3 separate regions of the Homo sapiens genome follow, and all the other regions are linked to region 1. Evidence: chromatin loops called from intact Hi-C (ENCODE). Cell type or tissue: left ventricle myocardium inferior. All regions are shown on one strand. Links, peaks and the distances in the headings refer to the core of each region. The heading gives the core; the rest is flanking DNA.

Region 1 (11,331 bases), core at 1,624-9,623:
AATCCTCCTGACCCAACATTCTTCTTCTACCTACTGTCCATTTCTCTGCTCCCTTTTATTGCAAAACATGTAGAAATAGACCGCGTGTTGTTGTTGCTTGAAATTTGCAGTCTCCAAATTCTTTTCTACTGATTCTCTCTTGACCAGACTCCAACAGTGTTTTATTCACCTTTACAACACTTAAACTGCCCATGTTAAAGCCTCCACATGGTAAAATCCAAAGGTAAGTCTTTATTTTATCTTGACTTCTCTTCACTTGACAGTGACCTCTCTCCTCTCCAGGCACTTTATTCCCTTTGCTGCCGGGACATCTCATTCTCTCAGATTGTCTCCTATTTCTTCAGCTGCTACTTCTCTCTCAGCCTCCAGCCTCCTTTGCTCATTCCTTATCATCACCCTCACATCCAAACTTTGAAACACCTCATTCTTGAAACTCTTATATTCTTATCTTCAATGCTTCTTTCTCTCTCTCTCTCTCTTCCTTCCTTCCTTTCTTTCTTTCTTTTCCTTCCTTCCTTCCTTCTTTTCTTTTTTTTTTTTAGAGACAGAATCTCACTCCATTGCTCAGACTGGAGTGTCATGGTGTGATCATAGCTCACTGCAGCGTCTAACTCTTGGGCTCAAACGATCCTCCCACCTTAGCCTCCTGAGTAGCTAGGACTACAGGTGTGTGCCACCATCCTCAGCTAATTAAAAAAAAATTGTAGAGACAGGGTTTTGCTATGCAGGGTCTTACTGTGTTGCCCAGTCTGGTCTTAAACTTCTAGGCTTAAGCAATGCTCCTGCCTCAGCCTCCCAAAGTGCTGGGACTACAGGCGTGAGCCACTGTACCTGGCCAATACTTTCTCTCCTTCAGTGATCTCATCTAATCTCATGGTTTTAAATATTACCTATATACTGATAACTCTCCAGCCAAGAACTCTTGCCTAAATTTCAGGCTCATATATTTAACTGCCTACCAACATTTCCACTTTGAGGTGTAAAAGGAATCTCAAATTTAACATGTCTAAAAATTGAACTCCTCTTCTCTTACAAAACTCTTCCTTTCACAGTTTTCCTCCATTTCAGTTAATCACATCTCCATCCTTCTAGTCACTCTTGCCAAAACCTTAGAGTCATCCTCAATTCTTTCTGCCACTTTTCCTCTCCCATAATTCAATCATGGTAGCCCTGCCTTCAAAATATGTCGAGAATCTGACTATTTTTACCAAGTCAGCTGTTATCACTTTGGTCTACACTAGCAACATCTCTAATCTGGATTATTGCACTAATCTCCTGCTTCCTCCCTCTCGCCTGCGTTTTTAAATGTCAGCTAGATTATGTCACTACCCTGCTCAAACTCTCTACCGGCTTCTCATTCCAGAGTAAAACCAAAGTCAATAGCCTACAAGGCATTTTGCAATCTTTAATCTCATCTCCTACTCTCCCTTGGCTCACTTAGCAGGGCACAAACCCATATATACCTTCTGTTCTCTCTCCCTCTTTTCCCACTTGCCTACATAGCTCATTCCCCCATCTACCTTGGCTCAAATGTCCCTTTTTCAAGGCCTTCTCCAATAACCTTACATAAAATTACAGCATCCTTCTTCCCTAGCAATTTCTATTCCTCTTCCCTGACATTGTCCTTCATAGTTCATATCACCATTTGAACTATTACATATTTTATTAATATAGCTGTTTATTATCCCCGTCCCCCAACTAGAATGCAAGGTCCAACAGAGCATGGATTTTTGTCTATGTTATTCACTGTCATATACCCAGAACCTAAAATAGGCATGCGTATAGTAAGCATTCAGTAAACATTTGTTGAATGAATGAATGAATCCCCAGCACGCCTAATTCTTATGTTAGCACCTTAATGGATAAGGGATACGCAATCTGCATGACACTGCCTCTTTTTCTTGGTGTTCTTGTAGTTTCTAGTTACTTTACTAACTTTAAAAACTCAGTTTTTCTTATTAGTAAAAGTCAAGTCTAGAATATAAAATCCCCTAATTGCTTCCTCAGTCGTCTGAGAAATGAAACTATCAAGGAAGCAAGTAAAGAACTTTTCAAATTCTTTGCTTTTAGTAGAATGAACCTATCAACAGACATTGGAATCTTTGCAGTTCCTTCTCTGGAGCTTGTATCTGTGCCGGTTTTGTAACTAGAATGAGAAAAGAAGCATCTAGAACATTTGTATGGTTGGGTGGCATGCAGCACACTACTGCAATTATATCACTTGCATTTTCCCCTTTTTAGCATGAGCATAATGATTTTCATTATTTCTATCCTTGGGTTTCTAGACCTTGTTATAGATGAACTTTATAAAGTTAGGAAACATTTATTGAATCCAACTCCATAGCTGGTAGTTTTCTAGATGCTAGGAATATAAAGATGAAATTTCATTTTATCACACAGTAGTTGAGTTAGTAAATAAAAGGGCATATCGATACATACAACTACTTGATTGGATTGATTTCCTTTGAACAAGATTTACCTTTCTGTTGACATATTTTAGTCTGTGATCACAAGTCTTGGTGGGGATGACAATAACAATGACTTCAAGTTACAAAGTTCTAACGGGCAAATATATGTAATAATTAATTTATATTAACACTTTTCCGATCAGTGATCTTTAGGTGGGCAGGAGCAAAGACTGACTGGAGTTAGCTTAAATAAAGAGGACTTACTATATATAGCAATGAAAGTGTTGTCATATCAACCCAAGAATACCCACAAGTAACTGCTATAATAGAGGGTGGCAAAGAGGAGTTCTGATTTCATGGCATTTCTGGTGACCTCAACAGGAGGAATTCATTAACCATGACCTGTTTGCATCATTGTTCATTATCACGACTCAGTGGTATTCCACATGCCTGCTTCTTTCTCTTGTCATCTGGTCAAATGGCCATTCCTGGTCCAAGCGGCCACTCCTGGTCCAAGCGGCCAAGGCCAGATTCGCAAAAGCAGGATGTAAATGGCAGTTGGTGCTCAGTGTGGCAAAGACTATTGGGAGTGGCAGAGACTAGGAGGAATTTGAGGGAACATGAAGCCTTATCTAAAAGGGACTACCAATTGTTGCCATGTGGGAATATGAATCTATTTTTTAACTACTTGATTTTTCACATGAAGATGGAAATCCTGAGTGAAATATCTTAATATTTAAAAAATGGCAACTAAGTAAAATACAAATAAAACAAAACAAAGAAACCTGCACAGACAAACCCTGTGCAGGTCTGTGCAACAAAAAGTTGAGGTAGCAGCCCTAACTGCTTATCCTTGGAAAGGCCTGCTTACAAAGCCGGCCCTTGGCTGGCATCTGGGAACTTGGATTTCAGGAGGGTTCCCACCATTCCCAGAACTGGTAAGAGTGACTCGCTGTGCCTAAACTTTTTGTGTAGACAACATGTTTATGCTGACTACTGGCTTTCCTTCTAGGACTCTGAAATTTGAGTATGTGCCTAGCAGAGGCTGCCTATATGACTAGGCCCCAATAAAATCCCTGAGCTCTGAGTCTGTAATGAATTTCCTGGTTGGCATCATTTCACATGTTTTATCACAACTCATTACTGGGGCAATTGAGCACATCCTGTGTGAACTCCATGGGAGATGACCCTTGAAAGTCTGTGGCTGGTATATCCTGGATTTTGACCCATGTGCCTTTTTCCTTGCTGATTTTGCTTTGTATCCTTTTGCCAATCATAATCATGAGTATTACTATATGTGAGTCCTATAAGTCCTCCTAGTGAATCATCAAACTTGGGGCTGGTCTTGGGGACCCTAACTCAAGGCAAAATAAAACATATCTTTGAACCAAATTCAGCCAATAGTTTCACCTTTCAACCTCTAACCTAAGACACGGGCAGAACAGTTGCCAGGCATAAATGGAGCATTTTCATATGTGTCATCGTATTTAGTCTTCACAGTAACCCTGCAAAATGAACCATTTTATAACCTCATGTATAAGTGAGGAAATACACTCAGAGGGCTTAACCTTGCACAAGGTCATATCACCTGTAGGTGGAAGAGGCAGGAGTCAGAGTTAAATCCAACTTTATTTTCATATTGCCTGTATATGAAATTATATTTCCTCCCTTATGTGAAAATTTCAGAATCATTTTGTTTATTTTCTATTTCCTATGCACAGTATTTACATCTCTGGAGCTCAAAGTATTCTTATCACTCCTCATCCTTGTAATATTTGCCTTTTTCTTATTCCCTTCCAATCTTACCTTCCTATCAGCTATGAATGAGGTTTTCTGAGCCAGTAGGGAAACAAACAAAAACAAAAACAAAAACAAAAACAAAAAAAAAGGAAGGTAAGTATGGGCACAGGCAAGGGAAGGGAAGGATTATAAAAGACAGCAACTGGGCCTGCCTCTGCTAGGGATGGTCAGTGGTCCCAACAGGAGGGTCTAAAGTGGAGTGGAGGCTGGGTGTACAGGGTGGCTCACATCTTTAATTCCAGCACTTTGGGAGGCTGAGGCAGGATAATCACTTGAGGCTAAGAGTTTGAGACAGCCTGGACAACATAGCAAGACCCCATTTCTACAAAAAGATTAAAAATTAGCCAGACATGGTGGTGCCTGCCTGTAGTCCTAGCTACTTGGGAGGCTGAGGTGGGAGGACTGCTTGAGCCCAGGAATCAAAAGTTACAGTGAGCTATGATCATGCCACTGGCCTCCAGCCTAGGCAACAGAGCAAGACCCTGTCTCAAAAAAAAAAATGAAAATAAATAAAAAAATAAATAAAGTGGCATGGGGAATACCAGGTGAATCTAAGCTGTAGCAGTAGTACTTATAGTCAGAGAAGCAGTAATAATCTTTCCAGAAGGATCCATGGGGTTTGAAGCAGGATCTCATTCAGTATATGGCGGACAGTAGCATAGTTCAGGTAACAGGATAAGAGGGTGAGAAATGGATAGGCAGGCTGTCAAGGGCCTATCTGGGGGTGAGTGCAGAGCTATACTCTCAGGAAAAAGTGGCATGAAAACCTGGAAGCTGGATAGAAGCCCTACTCTAAGATCTGAACTTGCAGAGTCAGAAGTTTGGAAGGGAAAGTGCAGCTTGATGGCTGAGCAAGTACTCGAGAGTTCCCCCCGGTCCACTGAATATTAAACTTAGAACAGCATGACCAGTACGAGCCTCTTTCTTCAAACATTTTGTATATCTTGAGTGGCTTTCTAGGTAATGATGGAACTGAATTCATAAAGCGGAAGGTCTTTCTTTGTTTCCTGTGTCTGGGCTGAGCTGAACACGTTTGAGACTGACACTTCTTGCTGAAGGAACACACCAGAATAGGTTTGCCTAGCTTTGCAATATTTATTACTGTTTTAGATTTCCCTCACAATACATCTCTGAAAAGACTCAGTGAACTAAATGATACTCAGAAAGATAGCATTTCAGTGAACTCTTGAGGTTACATTTAAAACAGTCACATTATCAATGTAAGTAATTATTCCCAATTATTCCCATACCAATCTGTCTTACAGATATTTTAATACTAGGTGGTCTCTGAGTTATAAACATCAGGCTTATGAGCATCCCATGCAATTCCGCGTCCACTAATATCTTTTGAATTTCTACTATGTGTGCCTCATGGTCATTATGCAGAGTCATAATAATTGACATTTATTGAACACTTACTCTGCAATCTGCACTGTTGCACTGACATGCATTAATTCATTGTTCTCACAATAATGCTATGAGGTAGGCATTATTATTGTATCCATTTTCAGGTAAGAGTCCAAGGCACAGAAAGGTTCAGTACAACTTTTAGTTGTACCTAGAAGTGTGCCTCACTTCAAACAATGAACAATTTAGAAAGAGAGATAAGACATATTGAAATGTAAACAACCAGTCACCTGCCTCTCCTGCACTTTCACCCAAAGTTTGTTTTGATCCAGATCTATTTTTACCCTTTGTTCCATTTGGCATCCAAGCTACTCTAGTGCCACCTGCTGACCAGAATGGGGAACTGTCTGACCTAGTACCTTCCCTATAATCATTTCTTCGAGTAGGATTCTGTCATACACTCCATTTTATTTCTAGCTTTAAAATGTCCACTTTATACCATATAACACTTAACATGTATAATTTATATCTGAAGAATAGATAGCCTGTGATGCTGATCTATGTTAAAACACTCTGAGAAATGTAGTACAATTTTTTACATCTCTGGGTTTCTCTAGAAAAGGGTATCACAATGCAGAACTATGGGTATCATTACTACACTTTGCATAAGATACAAGGGAACTATGATAAACTTCAGAAAGTAGTGAACTCACCTATTCCTTAAAATATGAGTAGGCAATTGTTACAAAGCAATAGTAAACGGCTTATAAAGTATAAGTTTATTTTATGCTTCTCTGCTATTACACAGGGCACAACATTTTTGCAAGGCTTTTTTGGGACCACAGTGCATTAGCAACAAAAAACGCTGGTCCAACTCTGAGTAGCAGTCACTAAATGAAACGGATACCCTCTCACATGTGCACAAATCTGCATAGAAAAGTACTAAAGTTTTAGAATTGGACTTGTGTAATGTATTTCTGCTTTCTAGGGTATTAAGTAATGATATGCACTTTAATTTACCTAAAGCAATGCATGTATCTTCGCAGCAACATGATACTTCTATTAAACAGTTAAGGTGAATACTGGAAGTAAAAGACAAGAGGTGTACATGAATTTTTATTGGGAAGGGAAGTTGTCAACTTAAACAGTAGCAAATGAAAACCTTGTTGTTATGGATATACGTGACCTCCATAAACTATTATATAGGAGACATTTCAATTTCCCCCCCAGGCCAGAAAAGTTCCATACCGAAAGGAAACCCTTGAAGAAGAGTAAGGGAGGGAATAAAGAAATCAAGAAGTTACATAGGGAATACTCTCGAATTGTAATTAACTGTATTTTCAGATCTTTAGGGTGGTACAAAACATAATTGCTTGCAGCATTAGTTCAGATTACTTAAATATCAAGTACATTTTTAGTCCACTATATAAGTGGAAGTTACTAATATTTTATATGAAATGAAGCCAGTAATACTTTTCTATAGCAGTAACTGTACACCAGGAGGGCCAGGACAAACGAAAGAAATGGAGTTTTCCCAAAGCTGCATTGTGAAAAGACTGTAAATGGGTTGATCCCATACGCATGAATGAATTTCTTTTTTTTTTTTTTTGAGATGGAGTCTCACTCTGTCGCCCAGGCTGGAGTGCAGTGGCGCTATCTCAGCTCACTGTAACCTCTGCTGCCTGGGTTCAAGCGATTCTCCTGCCTCAGCCTACCGAGCAGCTGGGATTACAGGTGCCTGCCACCGCACCCAGCTAATTTTTGTAGTTTTAGAAGAGACGGGGTTTCACCATGTTGGCCAGGCTGGTCTCAAACTCCTGACCTCGTAATCGGCCTGCCTCAGCCTCCCAAAGTGCTGGGATTATAGGCATGAGCCACCGCGCCCGGCCATCATGAATGGGTTTCTTTGCTACAGGAAATCCAAGTGGAAAAGGCAATGGAGATGTGTACAAAAGTTTCTTGAAGGGAAGAAAGATTACGCCTTGTATGCATTTACTTTTCTGTCTCTTGGCTGCCACATCACATTTTTCTCTTGCACTGTCTAATGGCCATAATGTTAGGTTGTCTCTATAAGCAACTGCATGATAAGGGTGCTGTCTTTGAATCTTCACTCAGTGTATCAAGTTCTTCTATGGCCTATCAAAAGTGGTTTTAGTCAGTTCGCAGGCAAGCTCTGGGTTATTAAGGATCTCATAGTAAAGTACAGAAATGTTAAGACATGTATATGGATTACATCTCTTTACTATATCAAATGCCTCTTAGGAAGCTCTTTGGGAATTATCTATCATTTGTTTCAACCATCACCACGTGCAACAAAGGTACTGGAAGTAATCTCCCTTTATTTTTGATAAAAGATCGTACTCGCTAGATTAGTTGCATTGGATAGTAAATAGTTATCCAAAAATTGCAGGACAGTAATGCATACGGATCTCAGTTCAGACTTGACTTTCTCCTGATAGTTTTCTGTTGTTTTTTGGTTTGTTTTTTGTTTTTTCTCAGTGATGTGAAGCTCACTCCCAATAGTTCTTGATCAGCTGCAACTTCTTGTCAGAGGTGTTGGTTTTTCTGCTCAATGCTCAAGAGACCCTCCAGGTGGACCTGTAGCCTTCAACAATGTTTTTGTAGGCCACAGAGAGTGAGTTGTGCTCCTCTTTGGACAGCTCTGCAACCTGCTAGGAGAGCCTTCACAATGCAGGTAAAATCAATGATAGCAAAACCCTTGAATCCAAAGTGTTTGCAAGTACTCAAAGCCCCCCTCAGAATCACCATGAAGTCCTCACTTACCACCTTCATTCTTTTCCACTTAAATCTGTGTTTCTATAAGTATCAAGATTTGTGATAAAGATTTCTTTTGCACCGATCCTCGAGATATTAGAGTTGGAATGAGATTTAGAGATCATTTAGAGTTCAAGTTCAACATTTTGTTTACAGTTCTCTGCTGTTTGATGCCCCAAATCTATTTCACAGGAAGCCATTTGCTGATCACCTGGCTTGACCTCTTTCCTGATTCTTCATTTTTCTCCAGTCTACTGGGAATTTTCCCCTGCTCTTATTATAAAGAAAGGCCTGTGTTTGTAGCCGATGTGGGCTCCCTCAATAATTGGGCATGACACATTTCTATTCCCTCTGGTAGGTCTCACTCCTCCCCACTATGAGATGGGTTAACTGCTGCATTTCTGTGGCCTCAAGTTCCCCTCGTCTTGTCACACTAGGGACCCTGAGACACAAAGGGCTGCACAGCTGTCAGCTGATTTGAGCTTGGGGCTTCAGTGGCCTTTCAGAGTTTTCCCAATGACTGCCCTCCAAGTGGTTTCTACAAAGAAGAAAACAGTTTCTCCTTTGTTGAAGGCTTCCTCCTCCTGTCCCATTATTTCCATCTATGGCGGAGCCAGGGGGTACCTGGGGACTGTTGGCTCCATAATTTTATTAGTGCCCTCTCCCCAGTTCTTTGATATTGACCTTTGACATTCACTCAGTCTGATGTAAAGTACTTTGCAAAATCAGCTTTAAGGCCCCCCTTCTAACAAATATCTCTCCTCAAATCCAACCTAAGTAGGACTTCTGGAGATATAGCCTCTTGGAGATAATTTAAGCAGGGGAATGTTTCAAAGTAGAATGTTTGCTGTCTTTCCTGATGCCCACCCTTTCTTTGAAGGCTTCGTTCCTCTAAACTGGATAGAATTAGAAGTGCTTCAGTCTTATCTCTAGTTTTCATTGTGTCCAGGAGCAAGAGAGTCCTGCATCAGAACGCTGCTTCTCTTTTAGGTCACTTCACGTGATGTTCTTTGTGGATGATCATCTTTGTGGATGATGTTGATGAGTTAGTAGCATGAGGTTAGAGCCTTTCTTAGTTTCACTGTAGACAGTTTCCTTCTATAATTAGCTTCTTTCAGTTCGTTTTAGTGGGTATAGGAATAGGAAAGACTTTTTAAAAGTCTTCCTACGCTTTCATTTACAGATGAAGAAACTGTGGGATGGAGAGGTAAAATGATCTGGTCAGATTCACACAACCAGAGAGTAGCCGAGCAGAGGACTGAACCTGGGGCTACTGTTTCATTGACAAACACTATTTTCCTATTCTGCTTAATAGCCAATATTATACCAGTTTTTTTAAACTGCCTTTCTATTTTAAAATATTTAATTTTTCAGTTGCATTATGCATTCATTTGGTGGACTCACCTCAGAAGTAAACTGTTTAAATCAAGTTTTTATGGGAAAATGCACTTCTAAATTCAAATAGTCAATTTCCTTATGAATCTTTGAAACAGCATGTAACTCCTTGCAAAGATTTCAGGGTATCAGTTGAACACTGTAAAATTTTTATGTAGAAACAAAGTAATTCCAGGCACTTCTGCTGAAGGGACAGTCCATGCACAACAGGTGAGGGGATTTAGTGGTAACCAGTTGGGTTAGAAAAATGGACACATTGTCAGCACACAGTCTTGGTTGGTGCAGTGTTCAGATCCATACTTTGGGTCATAAATTACTTATCTCAATATGCTCTTTTAATTATGTTCTCCTTACTCCTCTTTTGTTGTAGCACCTACCTTCTGTCAGGAGTGGTATTAAAGTTGCAAACAAATTTTTGTCAGAACATTTGGAACATTAAGTTATATGAATGCTAATTCATATGTTATATGAATGCTAATTAATAATAACAAAGAGGCCAGGCATGGTGGCTCACTCCTGTAAGCCTGTAATCACAGCACTTTGGGAGGCTAAGGCAGTAGGATCACTTGAGCCCAGTTTGAGACTACCCTGAGCAACATGGAGAAACCCGAAACCCTGTCTCTACAAAAAATATGAGAATTAGCCAGGTATGATGGCAAGTGCCTGTAATCTCAGCTACTCAGGATGCTAAGGTGGGAGGATCACTCGAGCCTGGGAGGTCAAGGTTGCAGTGAACTGTGGTTGCGCCACTGCACTCCAGCCTGGGTGACAGAGCAAGACCCTGTCTCAAAAGATAATGATAACAAAAATAATAATAACGAAGACAAAAGTTCCCAAGTTGGAAAATATTTCCTTAATGAATTGCTGTAGAAATGAGGGGGGCAAGCCCATCTTCAACCACTTCAGAGCTTCCATAAAAATAATAGTAAGAAGAAGAGCTACCATTTACTAAGTGTTTACTTTGTGCCAGCCATTACTCTGAGTATTTTACAAACATGTTATTTGATGAGGTAGGCATAACTTTCCTAGAGAGGAAACACACAACCTTTCCTGAGAGAGGTCACACAGCCAGCAGGAAGAAGACCTAAACTTTAAATCCAGGTTGGTCCTATGGCAAGGCTGAACATTTAACCATCACCCATCCTAAAATGTGATGCTTTCTCATTCCTAAACCCCAGGCCCATATGCTTTGTATTCTTTCCAAATGTGTTTCTCCGTCTTCCGGAAAGGTAGAGCTTGGCTATTGGAACTCCGTGTCTTTTTACCTTTCAGAGTAGGACATACATCAGTGCCACTCATTCTCATTCCTTCACTTTCTGTTATTCATGCTTTTCTTATTTATGCTTTTCTTATTTCCATTGTGAGTCTAGATCTGGTTGTTCCATTTCTGCCTGAAGGGCCCTCTCCTAACCCCCTCCATTCCATCTCTCCAGCTGAGCCACTCTCATCAAGGGAAAGCTTAAAGACTACATCACCCAGCAGAGGTTTTTGACCAAACATTCCCGAGGCTTCCCTTTCCTTCAGCACTTATTGAGAGTATAGACCTGTGCCTGTCCTTTTCCTGTGTGTATAGTTATATTGTTTCACTTAAACCAGCAACTCATTG
Region 2 (11,331 bases), core at 2,162-10,161, 170 kb before region 1:
TGCAACCTCCGCCTCCTGGGTTCAAGCGATTCTCCCGCCTCAGCCTCCCAAATAGCTGGGATTATAGGCATCCACCACCATGCCTGGCTAATTTTTTGTATTTTTAGTAGAGACGGGGTTTCACCATGTCGGCCAGGCTGGTCTCAAACTCCTGACCTCAGGTGATCCACCCTCCTCGGCCTTGCAAAGTACTGAGATTACAGGTGTGAGCCACCGCAACCGGCCCATAAACTAATTTTTTAATTGAGATATACTGATGTTTTTCCCAAAGTAATATGACTGTTATTCAGATTCATATTTCACTTGAAATACACATGCCAAAGAAAACAACTACAACAAAAACCTTACTGTGTAGCCTTGACTATGTCCCATGTGCTGTAATCATCAATATGAGTTTTCCGTCCAAGAGGTTCACCATATCCATGGTTATAATGGCTTTGGGGTTTGATTTCCTGTTAAAAAGAAAATCACACACAGGCAAGAATTGAAAAAAGAGGTACAGAAAATATTTCTATATTTTATAGTAGTGCTTTTGTGTTGTTTGAGAAATGCTAATTACTGAAATAATTAAATTTACCTTATTCTAAAGTCTATACTCTTTTATTTTATTTATTTATTTTTTTGAGATGGAGTCTCACTCTGTCACCCAGGCTGGAGTGCAGTGACGCGATCTCGGCTCCCTACAACCTCTGCCTCCCAGGTTTAAGTGATTCTCCTGTCTAGCCTCCTGAGTAGCTGAGACTATAGGCACGTGCCACCATGCCCAGCTAATTTTTTGCATTTTTAGCTGAGACGGGGTTTCACCATGTTAGCCAGGATGGTCTCCATCTCCTGACCTCGTGATCCGCCCGCCTTGGCCTCCCAAAGTGCTGAGATTACAGGCATAAGCCACCATGCCCGGCCAAGTCTACACTCTTTAGGGAAAAAGCTTGTTCAAAGAGATCTACCCATTTTACACATTCTCAAGCTAAAACAATCTGTAAGATTAGAAACAAGTAACAACTTAGCAACTGAAACTAATCTTCAGCTCCACAGAACTCTCTTACCTCATCATCAGATCAACTCATTCTCTCTGACCAATTTTTCTATTATTCTAGTATGACCCACAGCTCTAACACTCTACTTTAAAACCTTCATCACATGCACTACTCTATTCCTCAGATAAACTCTAAGGCCCTAAAGGAAGGAACCTATGGATATTATTTTTCTATTATTCTCAGATATCACCTTTCCTAAACTTCTTCATGCTCTGAACTACCATTAGATGAATAAGGAATACAGCAGTGCTGATAAAAGGTAAATCTGCTTGAATAGGCCTAAAAATGTTAATATCCTTTTAAAAAGATTTTATATAAAAATCCATATATATAAAATTTAATTTACATAAAAATTTAAATGAGTTTCAAAGAATATTACATCTATTCAAAGTTTACATGCTGTAATTTTCTATTAAAAATACAAAATTTGGTATATATAGTCAATTTCCTCAATATAACATAGCACTAAAATACAATTGTTTCTTTTATATAAAAACTGAAAAACTGAGTTTGTTCAGTTCCAATAACATCTGTTGAAAATGCTGTGTTTCTGATATTTTTGACAAACATATGTGTAAATATAAATAAAAGGATAAATCATAAAAGATTTGGAAAGAAATCCTTAGAACAATATATGCTCTCTTGCCTCTGATAAACCACCTACCACTGATACTTAATCATACCAAGTTGAGAGTATTTTACTAGAGGAAAAAGCTATTTAGCTTACTCTAGCCATTCAAATTTTGTGGAAAGTTCTAAAACTAATTTGTTTGAACCATAAATTTAGAAGACTATCAATCTGAATATTTTCAATGAAAAGGAATTTAAAAGTTTTACACAAGCAAATTCTGCTTAGCATATAATCTTTCAACAAGTAAATGCTTAATTCCTTATGAAAATGCTATAGCCAATGTTAAAATACACTTTAACATTTATAATTATATACCCACATTAGAAGAAAGAAATATACATCATTCTTAAGCCAAGATTCACAATATACTGCAGATAGTTCACTAAATGATTTTTTAAGAGGTTGTTCTCAAACTCCATTAAAATAGAGTAGCTTGAGTAGGTTTAGTATTTTGAGTATACACAATGTTCTGAATAACTGACAAAGCAAGCCAATACATAAGACTTATCCATTTAATTTCTTTAAATCTTTTCTATTTAATTTCTCCACAGAATTCCAGTTTTCAATCTCTCTATGCTCTATATTCAGTGGGGTTAAGGTAAAGTAAAATACTTCTAAGCCAGTAACACTTTCTTATTTCTAAATTTTCTTTTCTGATTCTATTCTCTCCAACCACAAGGAAAATAATTTTTTTAAACTCCAACTTTGACATCTATATGGCTGTAAGATACCTGAAAAAGAATAAAAACTTGATCACATCTTTCAGGGAGAACAGAATAATATACCCAACAAAACATGTATTGAGAGCCTGCTATACATAAAGCTCTCTACAATGTACACTTGGACCCCACCCAGGATAGGGTAAGACATGTGCAACGTTAAAGAGGTTGTCAAAAAACGCAGTAATCAAGATCAACAACAACAAAAACAACAACGTTTTAATGGAATATTTTTAAAACAAAACCAATGCAACAAAACACACACACACACACACACACACCCATGAACCAAACATCAACATTTTAAAACAGAGACAGCATCAGAATCACTAACTCTTCCTTTTGCTTCAGGCTCCACTATAGCTCAGAGCATCACTGTGCATGTATACAAAATATAGCCTGTCATCCTGAAGGACTTCCAATCCAGAATGGAAAGACAAAGTAGAGAAGAAAAATAAGTCAAATATTATAAGCAAGAGCCTTCCAATAATAAGTAAAAACACAGATGAGGGCAACATAATATCCAAAAGGTAATAACATAACTTGAAAAAACTTTGAAAATGTGCTACGGCAAAATGCTATTCTTTTTTACTATGGACAAATACATTGCTTTTACATACCAATAATATTCATAGAATAAAAATAAGTCTCTTTCTGAGGATTACTATCATAAAGTTTTCAAGAAACTTTAATTTTATTTTCATGCCCAGAGACCTCATTTACTGTACATAATGATTAAATTGTATTCTCAGTTTGTTTCACTGACATTGCCAAATGCGAGCTTAAAAATGTTACTGGAAATTAGACTTTTTTTTTCCAGTAACATATTAAAATTAACCTATGTAAGTATCTGTTTTGTGCCTCCGATAAGGTTGTTTTTATTTCCTTAGTAAAAGGTATCTATTTTTTAAAATATGCCTTTAACTAAACATATCTCAAATAATTCTACAGTGGCAGAGTTATACTCACTAAAGAAAAGGTATATATGAAAATCTCCAACCTGCTTTATTACCTAACAAATTTTGTAATAAAGAACTTTATTTCTCACTTTTAAACAGACTGGATACTGGTTTATCTCTAGGACTAGTACCTTGTCAATGTGACAAATGACAACACTCTATCAAGATAATCACAACTATCAATAGGCCTAGGAGTAACAGTTCTAATTATAAAACATATTTTTAACATGTTCATATAAATAAGCATATCTAACATAGATAATAATTTTTAAGCTAAAAATTTGCTATTATATATTAAATATATTTTCAACATACAAATATTTAGTTCATTAAACTCTTTAAAATCCTGTAATTTGGCCGGGTGCAGTGGCTCACGCCTGTAATCTCAGCACTTTGGGAGGCAGAGGCAGGTGGATCACAAGGTCAGGAGGTTGAGACCATCCTGGCTAACACAGTGAAACCCCGTCTCTACTAAAAAATACAAAATTTAGCCCAGCATGGTGGCAGGCGCCTGTAGTCCCAGCTACTCGGGAGGCTGAGGCAGGAGAAAGGCATGAACCCAGGAGGTGGAGCTTGCAGTGAGCCACGATCGCGCCACTGTGCTCCAGCCTGGGCAACAGAGTGAGACTCTGTCTCAAAAAAATAAAATAAAATCCTGTAATTTTTCCTCGATGTTAATGGAAACCAAGAAGCAATTTAATTGCTATTTCTACCAAGAAAAGCAATACTAATTTAAAAATATGTATGTGTGTCATTGTAACTTTTAAGAACGCAGTAATTCCATTAGAAGCAGCTTGGTATAATAGAAAAAAATCCACGACTGAGAGGCTAATGAATAAAAGTCCGCCACTCCCCTACCTAGGGTACACCTAACAAGTCAATTAACTACTATAGGGTACAGATCTCTCCTTCGTAAAACGGGATTTGGATAAAATAAGCAAAAAGTTCCTCTGAGGTGCCTCAAGGTAAAAGTGGAAGAGCTCAGAGATTTCAAACTCCACACACTCATTCCCTTCTTTTGAGGCAGAGCCTCACTCTGTCACCCAGGCTGGAGTGCAGTGGCATGATCTCAGCTCACTGCAACCTCCGCCTCCCAGGTACAAACCATTCTCCTGCCTCAGCTTCCTGAGTAGCTGGGACTACAGGCACACACCACCACACCTGCCTAATTTTTCTATTTTTAGTAGAGACAGGGTTTCACCATGTTGGCCAGGTTGGTCTCAAACTCCTGGCCTGAAGTGATCTACCACTTCGGCCTCCCAAAGTGCTGGGATTACAGGCAGGAGCCACTGCACTCAGCCTCATTCCCGTCTTAAACAAAGCACTTCATTATTTGTTTTTAGATACTGGGTATTAAAAACTTTAAGCAAATTAAATTTAGCAGAGTTTATCTGAGCAAAGGACAACTCACGAATCTGACAACACTAATAACCAAAAGAGGTTCAGCAAGCTCAGCTTCAGAGCATGAGCAGAGGGTTTCAACAGGCTGAACTTGGAAGCAAAGCAATTACTTGATCAGCCATAGCTAGCTAGGCATTTGCCTTATTTGATCATGATCCAGTAAAAGGTCCCAAGTTAGAGGTCAGTTGGTGATTTCTAACTGATAATGTCTCTAGTTAGACTTAAGTTTGATGTCACTGTTTTCATTGAATTGGGTTTGGGTTTGCTTATGTAGGAACCCCAGGACATGCAGCTTTATACAAGATTTCTTCAATTAAAGGTTTAGCTGCTTTCTAAAAAAAAAGTTCTGAAACTTCTAGATTAGACATTCTCCAAGTTCTAAGGGGAACATAAAATGATTTCATATATTTTTTTAAAATTATAGTCACTTGGAAGATTCTTAACATTATCTAGTTGACAGTCAGAAGGTTTTTTTGTTTGTTTTAATAGTCCTGGCTTTGAAGAGAACTGGAAGGAGAGAAATTACCTCCAAAATCTGCTACTATAGGTAGCAGATAGTAGACAGGAATAGTAGACAGGAATGGGAAGAGCTGGGATAAGCTGAGCTGCGATAAACACTGCAGCAAAGAGAAATCAACATGACAAGACTCAATCTTATACAGCAGGTATAGGGCAAATACTAGTTTATATGCCAATGAGAGATGCCATAATACATGTTTATTTGCATACCTTGATGGGATTATATAACCAATCAACTATTCGCCAAGTGTCTATGTGCAAACTAGTTAACTTTTTAAAATGCTAGACCTATTGTGGTATAAGTGTAATCCGTCTTTGTCCCAGGTTCACGGCACAAGGCTCCTAAAATGCTTAAAATTTCTGAGTGATAGGACTGTTTTTTGTCATTCATTAAAGGTCCCTTTTGACTACACCAGAGTTTATGCCAATGAAGTGACCTGGAGTGGAGCCTATATAGCATAAACTCAGGAGGGGGCTGGTGACTAGAATGACCAAGTGATTAGAGAGCTGGAATTTTCAACTCTTCTTACTGACCTCCAGAAAGGAGAATGAGGTGCTGAATATTAAGTTCTATAAAACCTCCTGAAACAACATTTGACGAGTTTCTGGATTGGTGGAGACATTAAGGTTCTGAGAGGGTAGTATGCCTGGAGAGAGCATGGAAACCACACTCCCCTACTCAGACCTCCTCCCATACATCTCTTTCATCTGGCTGTTCCTGAGTTGTATCCTTTATAATAAACTGAAAAATGTAAGTAAAGTGTTTCCCTGTGTTCTGTGAGCAACTTATGCAAATTATCAAATCTGAGGAGGGAGTCATGGGAACCCAATTTATAGCCAGTCAGTCCAGAAATACTGGAGGCCTGATTTGTGACTGGCATCTGAAGTGGGGACTTCAGTCTTGTGGGACTGAGCCCTTGACTTGTTGCGTCTATGCTAATCCCAGATGTATAGTATAGTATACTAAGTATAGTGAGTTCAGGAATATTGTGAAAGAAGGGTAATGGAAGGGACTTGCCCTTCAAATTTAATTCTATTAAATTTATGGTATTTTGGGTCTCTACGGGTACTTGATTCATTTCTAAATTCTACCTAATACTAACGAACCTTCTTAAAACAAAATAAAACAAAAAGCATACGTATAAAGCTCCTTTTAAAAAAAATTATTTCACCCCAAATTACATTTGCAAAATAAAGGCATTTTGTTACAGCCATAGAAATAGGCAAAAAAAATTTGGCAACAAAGGAAAACCTGAGGTAGTGATTTCTTCTAAATTCTAGGCATATCATAAGGATCTTTAAAGGAATGCTTATTGTTCATAATAAAAAGAGGGCATAAGCATAAAAATATATAACCAAGTGAATAACAAAATGGCAAGAAAAACCAGTTTCCCCTATAAAATCATAAAATAACTTTTTAAAAATGTAATTAGTTAACATTGCCAGCAGATGGCACTATACTCAAGACAGACTCTTACAACCTACCTGAAACACCATGTTTTCTCGGCTTTTATTTTTAATTGACACAATAATTGTACATATTTATGGGATACAGAGTGATATTTCAATACAGGTATACAATGTACAATGACCAAAACAGGATAATTAGCATATCTATCACCTCAAACATTGATCATTTCTTTGTGTTGAGAACATTAAAAATCTGTGTTTGTATATTTGAAAATATACAATAAATTGTTAGTCAGTCTGTAATACTATAGAACACTAGGACTTATTCCTCCTAACTAGCTGTACTTTTATATCCCTTAACCAACCTTTAACTATCTCCTTCCTCCTCTTTCCTGCCTCTAGTAACCACTATTCTACTCCCTACTTCTGAGATTAACTTCTTTAGCTTCCATGTATGGGTGAGAACATGAGGTATTTAACTTTGTGATGAACTGTCTTTCAGGAAAGACTGAACAAAACTGATTTAGGAAAACATTTGGGAAAATATTCATCAACCTTAGCTCCCTTAAATAACAGTTTTCACTTCATTTCCTTCTAGCATTAATCCCTATCTATACATGTATTTGTAACAATATATGTATCGTATTGTATGCAGTGTATTATAATGTCTTTCCACAGACATTTGATGAATGAATATTTATTTATTTAGAGACAGAGTCTCGCTCTGTCACCCAGGCTGAAGTGCAGTGGTATGATCTTGGCTTGCTGCAACCTCCACCTCCTGGGTTCAACTGATTCTCCTGCCTCAGTCTCCAGGGTAGCTGGGACTACAGATGCGTGCCACTAAGCCCAGCTAATTTTTGTATTTTTAGTAGAGACGGGGTTTCACCATGTTGGCCAGGCTGGTCTCAAACTCCTGACCTCAAGTGATCCACCCACCTCGGCCTCCCAAAGTGATGGGATTACAGGTGTGCTCCACCGTGCCCAGCCTGATGAACATTTAAGTAAATGCCTATATGCATATGTTTCTCTCCTCTTCCTATCTCTTTAAAAAAAAGCTTCATTTTTTATAAGAGGTCTAGATTTACAAAAACAATGTCAAGAGAGTAGTTCTCATATTCCCCATGCTGTTTCCCCTATTAACAACAGCTAACAGTATGATACATTACCTTTAAAGAACCAATATTGATACACTATTATTAACTAAGCCCATACTTTGTGCAGAGTTCATTAGTTTTTGTCCAATGTTCTTTTTGTTCCAGGATCCCATCCAGGATACTACCTTACATGTCGTTATCATGGCTCCCTAGGCTACTCTTGGCTGTGACACTTCTCAGACTTCCCTTGTTTTTGATGACCTTGACAGTTTTGAGAATAACTAGTCAGGTATTTTGTAGTATGACCCTCAACTGGGATTTCTTTGACGTTTTTCTCATTACTAGACTCAAGTTATGTATTTTAAAGGGCAACTATTGTTTTTAATCTAACCTTATTTTTTTTTTCGGATTTCTTTCAACACTCCTTTACAATCTTTATTTCCCCAAATGTTTATGTATTTTTATATAGTCTATAATCATAGTACTCACACCCTTAATATTCTTTCCTTTTACATTTCTTTATGCCATTACACATAGTTTTTGTAAGTATTCCTTTCAACCACAGTTAGTCACTCTGCATATACCAATATATACCACTGCATATACCAATATATCAAAATGTTCTGAAACATTTCCCAGTTGCTGAACATTTTTAGGTTATTCTTACATGTCCTAACTGAACTGAGATTGTGTATTTTAGGCTTTCCTCTTCTCTGTCTTCCCCTAACATTCTCTTCACCATTAGACTTTAAGCTATGACAGGGTGGGAATCCTATCTTAATCATTTGTGTATGTCCAGTGCTTAGGACAGAGCCTAGCACAAATAATACTGGTCTCCTTAAATGAAATGAAAGAATAAATGGATGGATTCTTCCTCACTACTGAAAAATATTTTCTTTAACTCATTTAATATTTCTTCATTTTAACTGGGGTAAACTCCTAGAGACGGATTCTTAAAGAGTATGAATATTTTTATGGTTCTTGACATGGTATCTAAATTGTTTTGCAAAAGAATTATAATCCAAACAGCAATACATGATTAACTATTTCTCCATAAACTCACTGGCACTGGGTGTTATTTTTAAATTCTCCACTATTTAAAGAGTAAGAAAGACTTGCTGGGCACGGTGGCTCATGCCTATAATCCCAGCACTTTGGGAGGCCAAGGCAGGCGGATCACCTGAGGTCGGGAGCTTGAGACCAGCCTGACCAACATGGAGAAAACCCCGTCTCTACTAAAAATACAAAATTAGCTGGGCGTGGTGGTGCATGTCTGTAATCCCAGCCACTCGACAGGCTGAGGCAGGAGAATCGCTTGAACCCGGGAGGCAGAGGTTGCAGTGAACAGAGATCATGCCACTGCACTCCAGCCTGGACAACAAGAGCGAAACTCTGCTCAAAAAAAAAAAAAAAAAAAAAAAAAATTGCGATTCCAACTTAAATATATTTTCCTATCCTAGTTCATCTTTTGGGAATTACCTGTTCATATCTTTTGGTCATTTTATTGTACTTGACTCCTGAAATCTGCTTAATATATTTGTATTACACTTTTATATATAGATTAATCTTTTTCATACTGATCTAAAGACTTCCATGTTTAGAACTGTTCATTTATGCTTTCAATATAATTCAGAGATTATACCCTTTATAGTCACATGTATTAATCTTTTCCTTGTGCTTTTTTGGTTTTCATTTTTATATTTCAATACTGCTACAATTATTAGTGCTATTCATGAAATATTTTCAGTTCTCTTCTCAGGTACAAAGTTGAACTGTACACCCTTGGCCCTTTGAAAGATAAGTGTGTCCAAGTGATTGACCATGTGATCTTAACCAATGGAATATGAATAAAAAGGATCTGTTGCTTTCAGAGAACAAGTTTAAGAGCCAACATGCAATTCCCCAGTCTCTCTTTCCATCTGCCAAGGAGACTGGCAATCTTCTAGAGAGTAGAGATAATCACTGGATAGAAAACCTACTATCCCACCCACAATGTATGTGTAGCATAACTACTAACATTTTTTTAAGGGACAGGGTCTCACTATGTTGCCCAGGCTAGAGTACAGTGGCTATGCACAGACGTGATCATCACCACTACAGCCTGGAACTCCTGGGCTCAAGCAATCCTCCTGTCTCAGCCTCCTGAGTAGTTGGTAGTACAGGTGCACACAACCACACTCAGCTAAGCCACTGAAATTTAGGGTTGTTACTGCAGCAAAACATAGCTTATCCGGACTAATATGATTCTGAGAGTTGTTTAGTTTGGTAAGTAGTGTGTAAATGGATCTATATAAATCATTTTCATTGTATTTTGGAGCTGGTTATAACTAGTATATGGTTTTACTACTAATGTTCACAGATTTATCTTATATCCAGCCACAATGTTAAAATATCATCTCTGATTTTAGATACCTTTGAATACTGTAAGAATACCATCAACTCTCCTGCGCGCGCACACACACACAAGAGACAGAGAGAGAGAGAGAGAGAGAGAGGGAGAGACAGAGTGTGTGTTTTCACTCTATGGCCGATGGCATTGGCAAAAACATCAAATGCAATATTGGAAAAGTAAAATGAGAATACTTCCTTATTTCCTATTATTTTTCCTCCATTTTTTAATAGTCAATGTATTTAGTGTTTCTTCATCATAAAGCTGTTCAATCATCCTTATTCAAATATATTCCAGGGAATGCATAACACTGTATATGGATAAAAATGCCCACTTGATTGGGCATAAAAATGCCAACAGGCTGTTACATTATAGAATATGGCCAATTTAATATTTCATTGGAGATTCTCGATTTCATCCTGTAAAGATTATGACCAGTATTATTTTTATGTATCTCCTAGTTGATGATAATATTATGAAAGTGACCTTCACTCTTCCCCTTGACCTCCCTTCTCTACCACAGGCCAACTGTTCTTATCAGCAGCCCACACTCAAGTCGTGGTGACATTTCCATTAGGGCCCAAAAAACTAGGGCAGACATAAAACGACTCTGGAAAATTTCAAGGAAGAAGTACCTTCAAGTATTTTAAGTTGTTTTATTTTGGTTTTTTAAATGTTTGCATCAAGTGCACATGTAAATTATCTAAATGTAATTACCAAAATGTAATTTGAATGGCAAAGATACGTAACTGAAAATCCTAAGAAGTATTGTAAACTATCTCTTAGGAGAAGTGCAAAAACCCCATCTTCGACTGAGAATAAGTAAAGACATTTAGGCATCTAGTTCAGCAGGCAACGGAGATCAATCAGGGAGTTTTGAGGAAGGAAGTAACAGAATTAGATATGCAATTTTAGAAGATCATCTAAAGATTTTTTTTTCCTTTCCACCATCCCCAAAATTTATACTTCCACCTTTCCTGTGCTATTTACTAGAAGGCATTTCTAACTATCAAAATGTCCAAGCTAGAAAAATTCAGCTGGGTGCAGTGGTGCATACCTATAATCCCCACAACTCATGAGGCTGATGGGGAAGGACCACATGCGGCCAGGAGTTTGAGACCAGCCTGAGGAACATAGTGAGACTGTCTCTAAAAATAAAAATTAAAAAG
Region 3 (11,331 bases), core at 1,327-9,326, 390 kb before region 1:
TTTCCCAGTCCTGCACCCTCACCCCTATGCTATGCCACTTACCAAGCTAAGACAAATTGTTTTAACAAATGTGATAGGTGTAGTCCATACAAACCCATCAAATAGGTGATCCATACAATTCCCAGATTGTATTAATTTTACAGACCACACACTTGTATGTGCAGGAAGTTGTAATTTTATTATGCAGACAATCCTCTCTTTACATAGTAATGCAAGACCATAAAAACAGTCATGCATACTGAAAGTGTGCAAAGCAATCTTCACATTTGAACTGGTCTTGAAAGATGCCTATTAGATTGCTGGGTGGGAGGCGTTTTAAGCCAAGTGATTGCTGCAAAAGCATGCATGCATGCATAATTGCAATTGTTCTGTGACTTCTTAAATTTTTATCAAGATATTAAAAATTCTCTTACTGTTGGCTATAGAGAAATGAAAAGATATTAAAACTAATATTTAGTATATAATTTATAGTATTAGAGAGATTGAGAATTAAAATGTTTTGTTTCTTTGTAAAAACTTATCAAGAGCAGCTTGAAGAACTCTTACCTTCTCATCAACATATAACTTACGATAAGTACTGAACATCTTTTTTATGCCTTGGTGAATTGTCATGTTCCTTTCTAAGTTTGGATCAGCTTCCAACATTTTATCTTTTACACTTTTGATTGCAGAAAATATCTCCAAGAGTTCATTTAATGGATAGTTTTTACAGACATCTCTTCCTCTGGGGCACCTTCATGGTTTTCATCACAGCCACATTCCTCACAGGTTGATACATTCACCCTAAGTTTCCGTAACTGCATATCTACAGTTTCTCATATGGTACTTCACTTTCATCTTTACTGGCCAATTCTCTCTTCTGATTATTCATTTTATTAAATGTCATGTGTCTAACGCTAGGAAACAAACAGGCAACATTACTCCATGCTTTGCTGTCTACATGAAGAGAGACTTTATGCATCAACAACAGACTTTGAAATAAATGACGGCCGGGCACAGTGGCTCATGGCTGTAATCCCAGCACTTTGGGAGGCCGAGGCGGGTGGATCACGAGGTCAGGAGATCGAGACCATCCTGGCTAACACGGTGAAACCCCATCTCTACTAAAAATACAAAAAATTAGCCGGGCGTGGTGGCAGGCGCCTGTAGTCCCAGCTACTCTGGAGGCTGAGGCAGGAGAATGGCGTGAACCCGGGAGGCGGAGCTTGCAGTGAGCCAAGATCGAGCCACTGCACTCCAGCCTGGGCGACAGAGCGAGACTCCGTCTCAAAAAAAAAAAAAAAAAAAAAAAAGAAGAAGAAAGAAATGACATGATTGCTTGTTGGTCATGATGGGCATCTGTTATTTATGTAGAGAGTGTATCATACTAACTAAAATCTGAATCATATTATTAGAAGATTGATATTATTTAACCCATGACAACTGACATACATGCATATTAGAACCAGGCAAAGCAAGGGCTGCCTATATATATATATATATTTCTGGGATTGAAATTAATTTCTATTTTAAGCCCTCATTCTACCTTCTGGCAGAAATTAGTCTCATTCAATTCAGCCTCCACTCTACACACAACTCCCTGAAACTCTCTAGAGGCAGTTGAAGTACTTTTAGTGGCAAGTATTTGAAAACATAATTCAAACAGGCTTAACAATAAGGGGCCTTGTTGGCTTACATCACTAAAAGCACAGAGGTAGGACAAGGACTCCAGCTCGTTTTCGCTCCAGTTCATTTGGTTCCGCTTTGCTCCATATGTAAGTTTAATCCACAGGCTGCAGCCTTCTCTTCAAAGGAAGAGAAGAAAACAACTTATCAAAGTTCTTCCAGAGGGGTAAGAACTTTCTCAGAGTTCCCCAGTAAGTATCTCCTCAATTGTTATTGGTCCAAACTGGGTTCCGTACCCGTTTCTACACCAAGTTAGGTCCAGATAGGATTATCTTTATTCCATGTCGACCTACCCTGGAACTGAAGCACACGGGCTCCTGGAAGCTGGGGGAGGAGGAGGGTAACACTTGACCAAAAATCAGGTTCTGTTAGAATGGAAAAGGCATAAAACAGATGCTAGCTAGCAACAGCAATTTCGCTACAGCCCTGAACCCGCTTCCTACAGTCACACATCAAGCCATGAGCAAGGGTAGACTGGTTCTCAGTCCTTACCTGTTCAAATTGTCATCAGCTAAGATGTACATTTTCCCTTCTGCTCTTTGGCCCCAGTTGTCCCTTTTGATGTCACGGCAACTTCCTTGGGCGCCAAATCCACTCCCTGGAATACCTGGCCGGGCCTTGCTCGGCCCCCCTCATTGGAAGGCAAGGCCACTCTAGGTCAGCTGGCTCTCAGTTCAATGTTACCACGGCACTCACAGCCCTTACGAAAGCTTTCTACTGCCTTCCTTACTCACCGCCCAGGGGCCCGGGAGAGGCTCATGAGGCTGTCTTGGCTTCTTTCTGCCAAGAAAATCGTCTAGGGTGGGACTAAGCCACAGTTTCATTTCCTGTGAAGTCTGCCCCCTTGGAGCCGCCATTTCTAAAGCTGCAACTTGAAAAGCAATTAGCTTTTTAAACCCTACAAGGCCACTCTGTGAAGCCTTTCAATTATGTTGTTGGCATAAATCTTAGAGAAACTCTTGTACACAGAGAGACAGGTATAACAGTGTTTATTGTGCCATTGTTTGTAACAATCAAAAGATATAAACAAACTGAAGTTCCAACAACAGGGATAAATAAACTGTGATCTCTTTCCATAATGTACTACTACTAAATAGTTTAACTGAAATAGCTAGATCTATATGTAACAACATGGATATGTCTAAAATATATACTGCTGAGTGGAAAAAGCTGTAAATATAGCAAAGGTTAACAGTTGGTAATTTTGGGATATAAATTCTCATGTCTTTTTTGTATTGATCTCTGTATTTTTCTGTATGATGGAATAAGTTGTAAAATTAAAATGAATACAGTTGACCCTTAAACAATGAAGGGGTGGGGACTGTGACCTGCATGTAGTCGAAAATCTAAATATAACTTTTGACTTCCCCAAAACTTAACTACTAATAGTCTACTGTTGACCAGAGGCCTTACCAATAACATAAACAGTTGATTAACACATATTCTGCATGTTGTATGCATTATATACTGTATTCCTATGATAAAGTAAGCTAGAGAAAAGAAAATGTCATTAAGAAAACTATGAAGAAGAAAAAATGTATTTACTATTCATTAAATGAAACTGGATCATCATAAAGATCTTCATCCTCATCATCTTCACATTGAGTAGGCTGAGGAAGAGGAAGGAGAAGGGTTGGTCTTGCTGTCTCAGGGGTGGAAAAGGCAGAAGAAGTGGAGAAGGTGGAAGGGGAGGCAGGAGAAGCAGTCTTGCTGGGTGTAACTGTTTTGAAAAAAAGTCCCGTGTAAGTGGACCCACACAGTTCAAACCCATGTTGTTCTAGGGTCAACTGTATTTTTAACAATTTTAGAAAATGATAACCATCTGTTTACTATGGTTATCAACAGTTCCTAGATTTTGGATTTTTGTGATAAGTTATTACATTGGCTTGAAGACCTGTGATCTCTTCCTGGAGGAGGTGTGTACATCCTTACCATGTTGAACTCAAGAGTGGCCATGAACTTACTTTTTCTAAAGAAACTAGATGGAAATGATGTGTGTTCTCCTGAAACAGAAGTTTTGAAAGACTGCTCATGGTTTACAAGATCTTGTTTCTCTCTCTGCCAAGAAACCAGATGCTCCAAATGGGCTGCTCTGTTACTGTCTTGGGCAAGAAGCAGAGCTGTAGCCAATCTGCAATGAACAAGGACTTGTCTTCAAGTTGTTGAGTTTTGGGGTTGTTTGCTACCTCGACCTAATTTAGGCTATCCTGACTGGCATAATTTAATAATAATAATAACTGAGGGGACCAACACAGCATGGCCAACATGGGATTTTAGAAAGTCAGAGCTTTCAAAATCATTGCTAACATTTCCCAACACCATCTTTTGTTGTTGGTTTGGTTTTTTTCGGGGTTTTTTTAGTGCAGAAGTTATTCTAGCAAAATAATAGTGACTTAAACTCAGTGAATCCAACACTGAAACCTTAACTATGCCCCCTCGACCCCTACCATGGCAGCTCATTTTGGCATCAGCCTTATGAAACGCTTCCTTACAGAGAAGCTTTTGGGATAAACCAGTGATTTCAGCATCAGTGTGGAAAGACTTTTCAAAGGATAGATCTATACAGATAATTTTAAGGGGATTAATTTATTTATATCTTCAAATTCCATCTGGGTGCATCTCTAAAATATATTTGCCTAGGTAATCTCTGGTCAACTGTTAAGCTAGTTCTCTGTTCCCATTGCCCCTTTCTCTAAATTTTCCCTCTCATTGCAAAAGAAGAGCTTACCTCCCATGCAATTGAAGGTTACAAACATTCCCTGTCTGGGGTATAGAAACCTCTAGAACATCCATCACAGGGATGATTTGAAATATTGTCTGTGCTGAAAGAGTAAATTATTCTGATGACTGGGCACCAAATCCTGCTGCAGGTCCTGTAGTTTCCGATTCCTTGGCTGTCAACAACCTTGAAGCAAAACCTAATCAATGTGTCTACTGGTCATTAAAAAAAGAAAATTATTTAAAGTATAAGTCGGCTGGGCACAGTGGCTCTCGCTTACAATCCCAGCACTTTGGGAGGCAGATCACCTGAGGTCAGGAGTTCGAGACCAGCCTGGCCAAAATGGTGAAATCTCATCTCTACTAAAAAAGATCACCTGAGGTCAGGAGTTCGAGACCAGCCTGGCCAAAATGGCGAAATCTCATCTCTACTAAAAATACAAAAATTAGCCACGCTTGGTGGTGGGCACCTGTAATCCCAGATATTCAAGAGGCTGAGGCAGGAGAATTGCTTGAACCCGGGAGGTGGAGGTGCAGTGAGCTGAGATCACGCCACTGCACTCCAGCCTGGGCGACAGAGCGAGACTCTGTCTCAAAAATAAAATAAATTTTTTAAAAAAGTATACATCATTTAGGGCAAATAACTTGGAAATTGTTCTAAAAATTCAGTTAATGCTGCCTAATAAAATTTCTTCCATACTTATTTCTGTGACTGAAGTTTCTTGAGGCTTACAACTAGAGAAAAATGATAAATATGAATAGTATCGATGCTGACCCTTGTCTCATTCTAGCAATAATATTCATCATGGATATGTAAACTAATTTTTAAAGCTTCATATATCTCAAGTATTAATTACTTTTTAATGTTTAATAATTATTTTAAATAAATTTAAATAAAGTAAATAAAATTATTTTCAATAAATATTTTAACATTTGTGTTTCAATCAGTTGTATACTTAAAAATGTAGATAACTAAAGCCTTGTGGTCAACAGAAAAAATTATAACTTAACTTTTAATTTATATTTATTTTTGTTATAGAGAAATATATATAGTGTTTTATATATACATAATATTAAATATAGCATTATATATTAAAACATAAATGTGTGTAAAACAGAATTTAAGTCTATTGGGGAAATGGAATTCAAATATAAGACCAAGGAGGAAAAGGAATTATGTGAAAATTACTCATTTATAAAAGCTTTTTTGTGTAATTTAAAAATAGCTGATGGTGAATATCAAATCCCACTGGTATTTAAATTCCCTTCTATACATTTAAAGGAGAAATATAGCAATTTTATTTTGAAATGTCAATATTCATGAACCATAAGAGATTATATTATTTACAACCATTTAAACTTATAATTAAAATGTTTACATATCAACTTAAAAATGTGCCATAAGTTTTCAAAATTATTTTCAGGGGCACGTGAGCAAAACCATCGGAAGGTCTCAGAGATAGAGCTTCTTATACCCATCCCTCAGCTCCCGCTAGGCTCCCCGCATTGTCCACACGGTGGCAGTAGTGTCTGTGCAGCCTGACGGATTTCCAAAGCTAGAAGACTTCTAAACCATTTCTATATTTCATTTGCAATCAACGTGTTAAATAAACAGTTTACATTTCCCTTGCATTAGAGCAATAAATGTCCACTGTGACTTACCACTGCTGAATTTCAAAATATTTCATTAAAATTTCCAGTCATGTAACAAATAAATAGCTATAAATACCAGAGCTACATAAATCACTTTTCACCCACCTGGGAATGAGCCGGACGTTAAATTCATTTTTACACTCCTCCCTGCTTCTCTCTTCCCCACTGTTCACACAGTGTCTGCCCACCCCTTAGCTTCAGTTGCTAAGCAACTGAAAGAGCTTTGTTGTTCTTGAACACTAACCATTAATTGCCCTCATTTTCTCCAATGAGAACATGCCTGCAGCCCAAATTACCTCCTTTTCCTGAAGAACAGACCAAGATGCTTATAACTTATGCTAATCATAAGGCAAATCCCATCCCAATAGAGAAATGCAAGAAAAGGAAATCCAGAATGCTTGAGCAACTCTGAACATAGTACACAAACACTGTGCTCATAAGGGCCAATTTTGCCTTATTTAAAAGATTATGATTGTATTGAGCACCTATTATATGCTAGGCACTATGCGAGTGCTTAACATGCATTATTTATTTTAATACTCAACCCCACTTTTTGAAGGTTTTTATGCCTCAGAATGGGACAACTTTTTAAGATTGAGTTGGACAAAAGGTAAATTGTTGTTTTAAGGAAGGGGAAATGGGAATGGAAACTGGCTTACCAGTTAGGAAAATCTGGTTTTCTCTCTTTTTTTTTTTTTTTTTTGAGACGGAGTCTACCTCTGTCGCCCAGGCTGGAGTGCAGTGGTACGATCTCGGCTCACTGCAAGCTCCGCCTCCCGGGTTCACGCCATTCTCCTGCCTCAGACTCCAGAGTAGCTGGGACTACAGGCGCCCGCCACCACACCCGGCTAATTTTTTGTATTTTTTAGTAGAGACGGGGTTTCACCGTGTTAGCCAGGATGGTCTCAATCTCCTGACCTCGTGATACGCCTGCCTCAGCCTCCCAAAGTGCTGGGATTACGGGCGTGAGCCACTGCGCCCAGCCAGTTTTCTATCTTAATTTTTACTTTAATTATCTGGATTGGAAAGCTCAGGCCCTTAGAAGTTAAATGACTTGCCTAGATTCTGTCAGAACCTAACGCCATTGTGGCACATTGCCTCTAGCTCATATTGGACACAGAATGATGTGGGAATTACTATCTTTCAACATCTTTGCCCAACATGTAGAAATATGATGAAAATTTCTACATTAAAATTCTGGTAGTCTCTTGATGCATGAAAGAAATGTTTGCGGTATGAGGGGAGTTGTGACCCCAGTTTGAATCTTGCTTTGCCACTTGTATAACCTGAGAAAGTTCCCATCTCATTTGGGGCCTCAGTTTTTCCTCTGTAAAAATAAAGGTAAGTACTATCTACCTCATAGGAATGATTTGAAGATTAATGTTGTATATTAATTGGAGTATGTTAAACTCCTGTAACAAATGGACTGCAAAGTGCATAATGGTTCAAACACTATGCAGGTTTTCTTCTCGCTCACCTTGTAGGGCAAGGTAGGCATACCTCATCAGCAGCATGCCTCTGCTTCAGGGGAACAGGTTGACGGCAGTTCTGCGGTCATCAACACAGGACTTTCAAGATCACCTAGGCATCATTTTCACCCAGGGAAGCTGGAAGCAGGGAAAAGGGGAAGGAGCATATTTGAGAGGCTTTTGGAAGTCAGACCAGGAGATGGGACACGACTTCCACTCACATTCCATCAGCTGGTACTCAGGCACAGAGACACAGCCATCTGCAAGAAGCTGAGAGATATAACCTGCCCGAGTGCCCAGAAGAAAGGAACCCAGAATTTGGAGAATACCTAGCAATCTCTGCCAAGGGTCATGTTTCTGTAATCATTTCTTACTATGCACAGAATAAGAGTTGAGTTAGTGTTAGCTTCTTCCCTTCTCTCATTCCTTTCTCACTTTTTCTCTTGCTATCATCCATTCTACTATATAAATAATATTTCTCATATCAGATATTACCATTGATCACAGAATGAAAACTCTTCAAATGATATCAGAACAGCAAAACAGAGATGAGATGATTTTTATAAAAAACAACCTCTTGCCAAGAAGGGATTTAGGTTTACTTATATTTGTTATTTTAATTATGATCATAATTACCTCTTTTCTAAGACATCATTGGCTACAGAATACTTGACTTGCTAAACTACAAAATAAAGAAATATTCAAAACAATACTGGATTCTCCATGTTTTATTTTGTAAATATTCTAGAATGTCATAAATTCAAGTGTTTGAGGGGCCTCTCGAGATCAATTTATCAAATTTTCCCTGTTTAGAGGTAAGAAAAAAATAAGTGTAAATGGAGGTGACACCCCTAAAATCACAATGCTAGTCAGTGGCAGGGCTGAGGCTCTTAACTTTTGGTCAAGATTATGAGGAAAATGTATCTAAAGCCCTTATCAGGGCTCCAGAGATGGTGATAACTATTGAAGAGGCACATGTAAAGTGCTTTGCAAATCTAGGGCAGCTTAACAGAAGCATGGACATAGCTGATTTCCTCAGTAGGCTGATGCAAAAATACCAGTTTTATCTAGAAACAATATCATTTTTGGTTGAAGTCATTTATCAAATTAGCTACACAATTTTAAAGCAAGAAAAACAATTAAGAGAGTTCACATTTGACAGGGAAATAAAGTGAGAATTGAGGAAAGTCCAGATCAGGGTGGGAGAAGAGACTGGGGAAGCAAACCTAAGGGGAACAGGAGATATTTGCATGGGATGAGACAAGATGGTGGTGGTGGTGGTGGATGGAGCTTCAGCAGCCAAGAGCCAGCATAAAGGCTCTGAATAGCTAAGAAGGAGAGTCTTTTTCACCTTACTTATTAAACATGAGAGTTTACATGTCAAAAAAAATTAGAAGACAGGTAGATAAATGTCATCACCCCATTTTAAAGACAAACAAATTCATGCTTAGAGAGCAAAATGATTTGCCAAATAAAAAAGCAGAGCTAAGACTTGACCCTGGGTCCTTGACCCCAAATCCACCAATCTTTCCACTAACATATACTATTTAAAAACTGAAAAGTGACTTACCAAAGACAAACTCTATTCACTTCATGATTTCACAGTTACAGACCATGATAGATTGATCATAAATATGGCTCCTATTCTCTACCCACCCCGTTTATCCATGCTCATTGCAACGTGACTTGCAGTTCTTCCTATCAGCTGGTAGAGTCTATTTCCTCACCTCTTAAACCTGGCTGGCTTTGTGACTTGCTCTGGCTAACAGAATATAGCAGAAATGATGACATCAATTTGAAGCCAGACCACAAGAGAACTCATGTGCTTCAGTTTTCTCGTCTTTGGATTTCTGCCTCAACCCTGAGAAACTGTCTGGGCTAAGCCAACTGGAAGATGAGAGAGAGACTACTTAGAGTGGAGTAAATTCATGCCAGGAGCAACCTTCCTCAACCAGATAACAGAAAACACATGAACAAGCCCAGCTAAATTAGTAAAGCACAGCCCTTAAAACAACAACTCTTGGCCGGGCACAGTGGCTCACGCCTGTAATCCCAGCACTTTGGGAGACCGAGGCAGGCGGATCATGAGGTCAGGAGTTCCAGAGCAGCCTGGCCAATAAGGCGAAACCCCATCTCTACTAAAAATACAAAAATTAGCCGGGCATGATGGCAGGCGCCTGTAATCCCAACCCTGGGCAACAAGAGCGAAACTCCATCTCAAAGAACAAACAAAAACTCTTTATTATTATTCCCTAGTCTACTGGGCGGGTCTGTTTATCTTAGAGTTCTATCAACTGTCTATTCCCAATAGACTAGTGAATAATAATAAAGAGTTGTTGTTTTAAGCCACTACATTTTGGGGTAGTTTGTTATTCAGCAACTGCTAACTGATACAAGGGAAACCTGGCATTCAGAGCCAGATTGAGCATCAGGCTAGCTCAACAAATCCACAAAGATTCACCCAAGTATTGCAGGAACATATATGTGTGTGAGAGAGAGAGACGAAATATATACCAACTACCTCTACTTTCCACAGCTATCTTTTGTAACTAGCAAAATGTACGTTGCTCCTGCTTCTGGGAAAGTAGAAATTATTACTACATAAAAAACAGAAATTACTCCTTTTAGTCACAACCACACCACCATTAAATAAACATTTAATAAATACCTAAAAACATTGTTGTTATTGTTGTTTGAGACAGAGTCTCGCTCTGTCACCCAGGCTGGAGTACAGTGGTGCGATCTTGGCTCACTAAAACTCTGTCCCCTGTCCCCTTCCGGCTCAAGTGATCCTCCTGTCTCAGCCTCTCAAGTAGCTGGGACCACAGGTGCTGCCACCACACCTGGCTAATTTTTTGTATTTTTTTGTAGAGACAGGGTTTCGCCATGTTGCCTAGGCTGGTTTCGAACTCCTGAGCTCAAGTGACCCACCTGCCTTGGCCTCCCAAAATGCTGGGATTATAGGCGTGAGCCACCACACCCTGCCAAATATCTAAAAATATTAAACCAAAGGGCACCAAGTAATCAGATGCCCAAGGTGCCCCTATGTTTCTGTTCAATCGCCTGCTTTGTATATATAGATCATGGTATAAAAATGCTCCTAGAAGAGTATACTAATTGTCCTCATTTCCTCGAAAAATATCAAAAGCAAATGACAAGAGAAGTACTTTTCTAGTCCAGAAATAGAAACATTAGGGCTTTGAGAGGTAAGATCAGGTCAAAATGCGATGGCTGAAAAGGATGTCTCATTCCTCCCTATCTTTAAGTCTCCCTTCCTTCCTGAACAACTTGCCCTGTGTAAGAGACTGGCCTGTAGAATATCAATTCCAGATACCAACTCATCTTTAGACTTTGCTGAGTTTGGAGTTTGGAGGGTCAAGTTTCAAGAAAACCAGGTGAAGTCATTTACGAGCTAGGCAAGAGTGGAAATTCCATATGGTTTCTGACTTATAAAAAGTAAAATAATATTTTTAAAAAACTATCTTCTCTACTTCAACTTGTTTTCTTAAAGTATAACCTTGTCTTGTGGTTACTCTCTAAAGGGAAGTATTTTTAAAAGTCTTCTCTTGAAATAAAGTTATTCAAGTTCAAACTTTTGGTCTGTGTCAGCAAGTATTTGCACATACTGTTTGCCAGCAGGCTGTTGGTGCCATACAACTAACTGAAGGCAGACTGCCTTTCTTCAGACCCAGGTTGGACGGAAAAATGGAGAATAATTCTGACAGTTACATTTTAGATCTAATTAACATGGAAAACATTTAAACAGAGTGTAAAGAGCTCAGTTCTCTCATGCCAGAAGCCAATTATTTCCCCCACTTAACATGAG

The links. Hi-C counts contacts between places; a loop is a spot of excess contacts. Peaks named below come from ENCODE experiments on the same cell type or tissue, not always from the same donor. Only the 100,000 strongest peaks of a DNase experiment are listed, where the experiment ranks them.
Region 2: a loop joins it to region 1, with 13 times the contacts of the local background. A loop is called at or near these places in 106 of 110 quality-filtered maps.
Region 3: it touches region 1 in a loop (6-fold over the local background); 89 of 110 quality-filtered maps call a loop at or near these places.

Annotation. Positions count from the first base shown.
Region 1 is chr12:76,616,282-76,627,612 of GRCh38, reverse strand. It overlaps the pseudogene YWHAQP7. Among named protein-coding and RNA genes, the nearest start is that of OSBPL8, 62 kb to the right of the region's middle. RefSeq lists a silencer at 3,330-3,624. In left ventricle myocardium inferior, for the core only: no CTCF peak of the experiment used is centred there; a DNase peak (open chromatin) is centred at 5,932.
Region 2 is chr12:76,786,555-76,797,885 of GRCh38, reverse strand. ZDHHC17 (zDHHC palmitoyltransferase 17) reads right to left here. Exons shown (of 17, transcript NM_015336.4): 2 at 349-452. Among named protein-coding and RNA genes, the nearest start is that of ZDHHC17, 28 kb to the right of the region's middle. In left ventricle myocardium inferior, for the core only: CTCF peaks have their summits at 6,514 and 6,720 (motif pointing right); no DNase peak of the experiment used is centred there; H3K27ac peaks cover 1,418 bases.
Region 3 is chr12:77,005,695-77,017,025 of GRCh38, reverse strand. No RefSeq gene overlaps it. Among named protein-coding and RNA genes, the nearest start is that of E2F7, 54 kb to the left of the region's middle. In left ventricle myocardium inferior, for the core only: a CTCF peak has its summit at 5,893 (motif pointing right); a DNase peak (open chromatin) is centred at 5,895; H3K4me3 peaks cover 413 bases; H3K27me3 peaks cover 257 bases.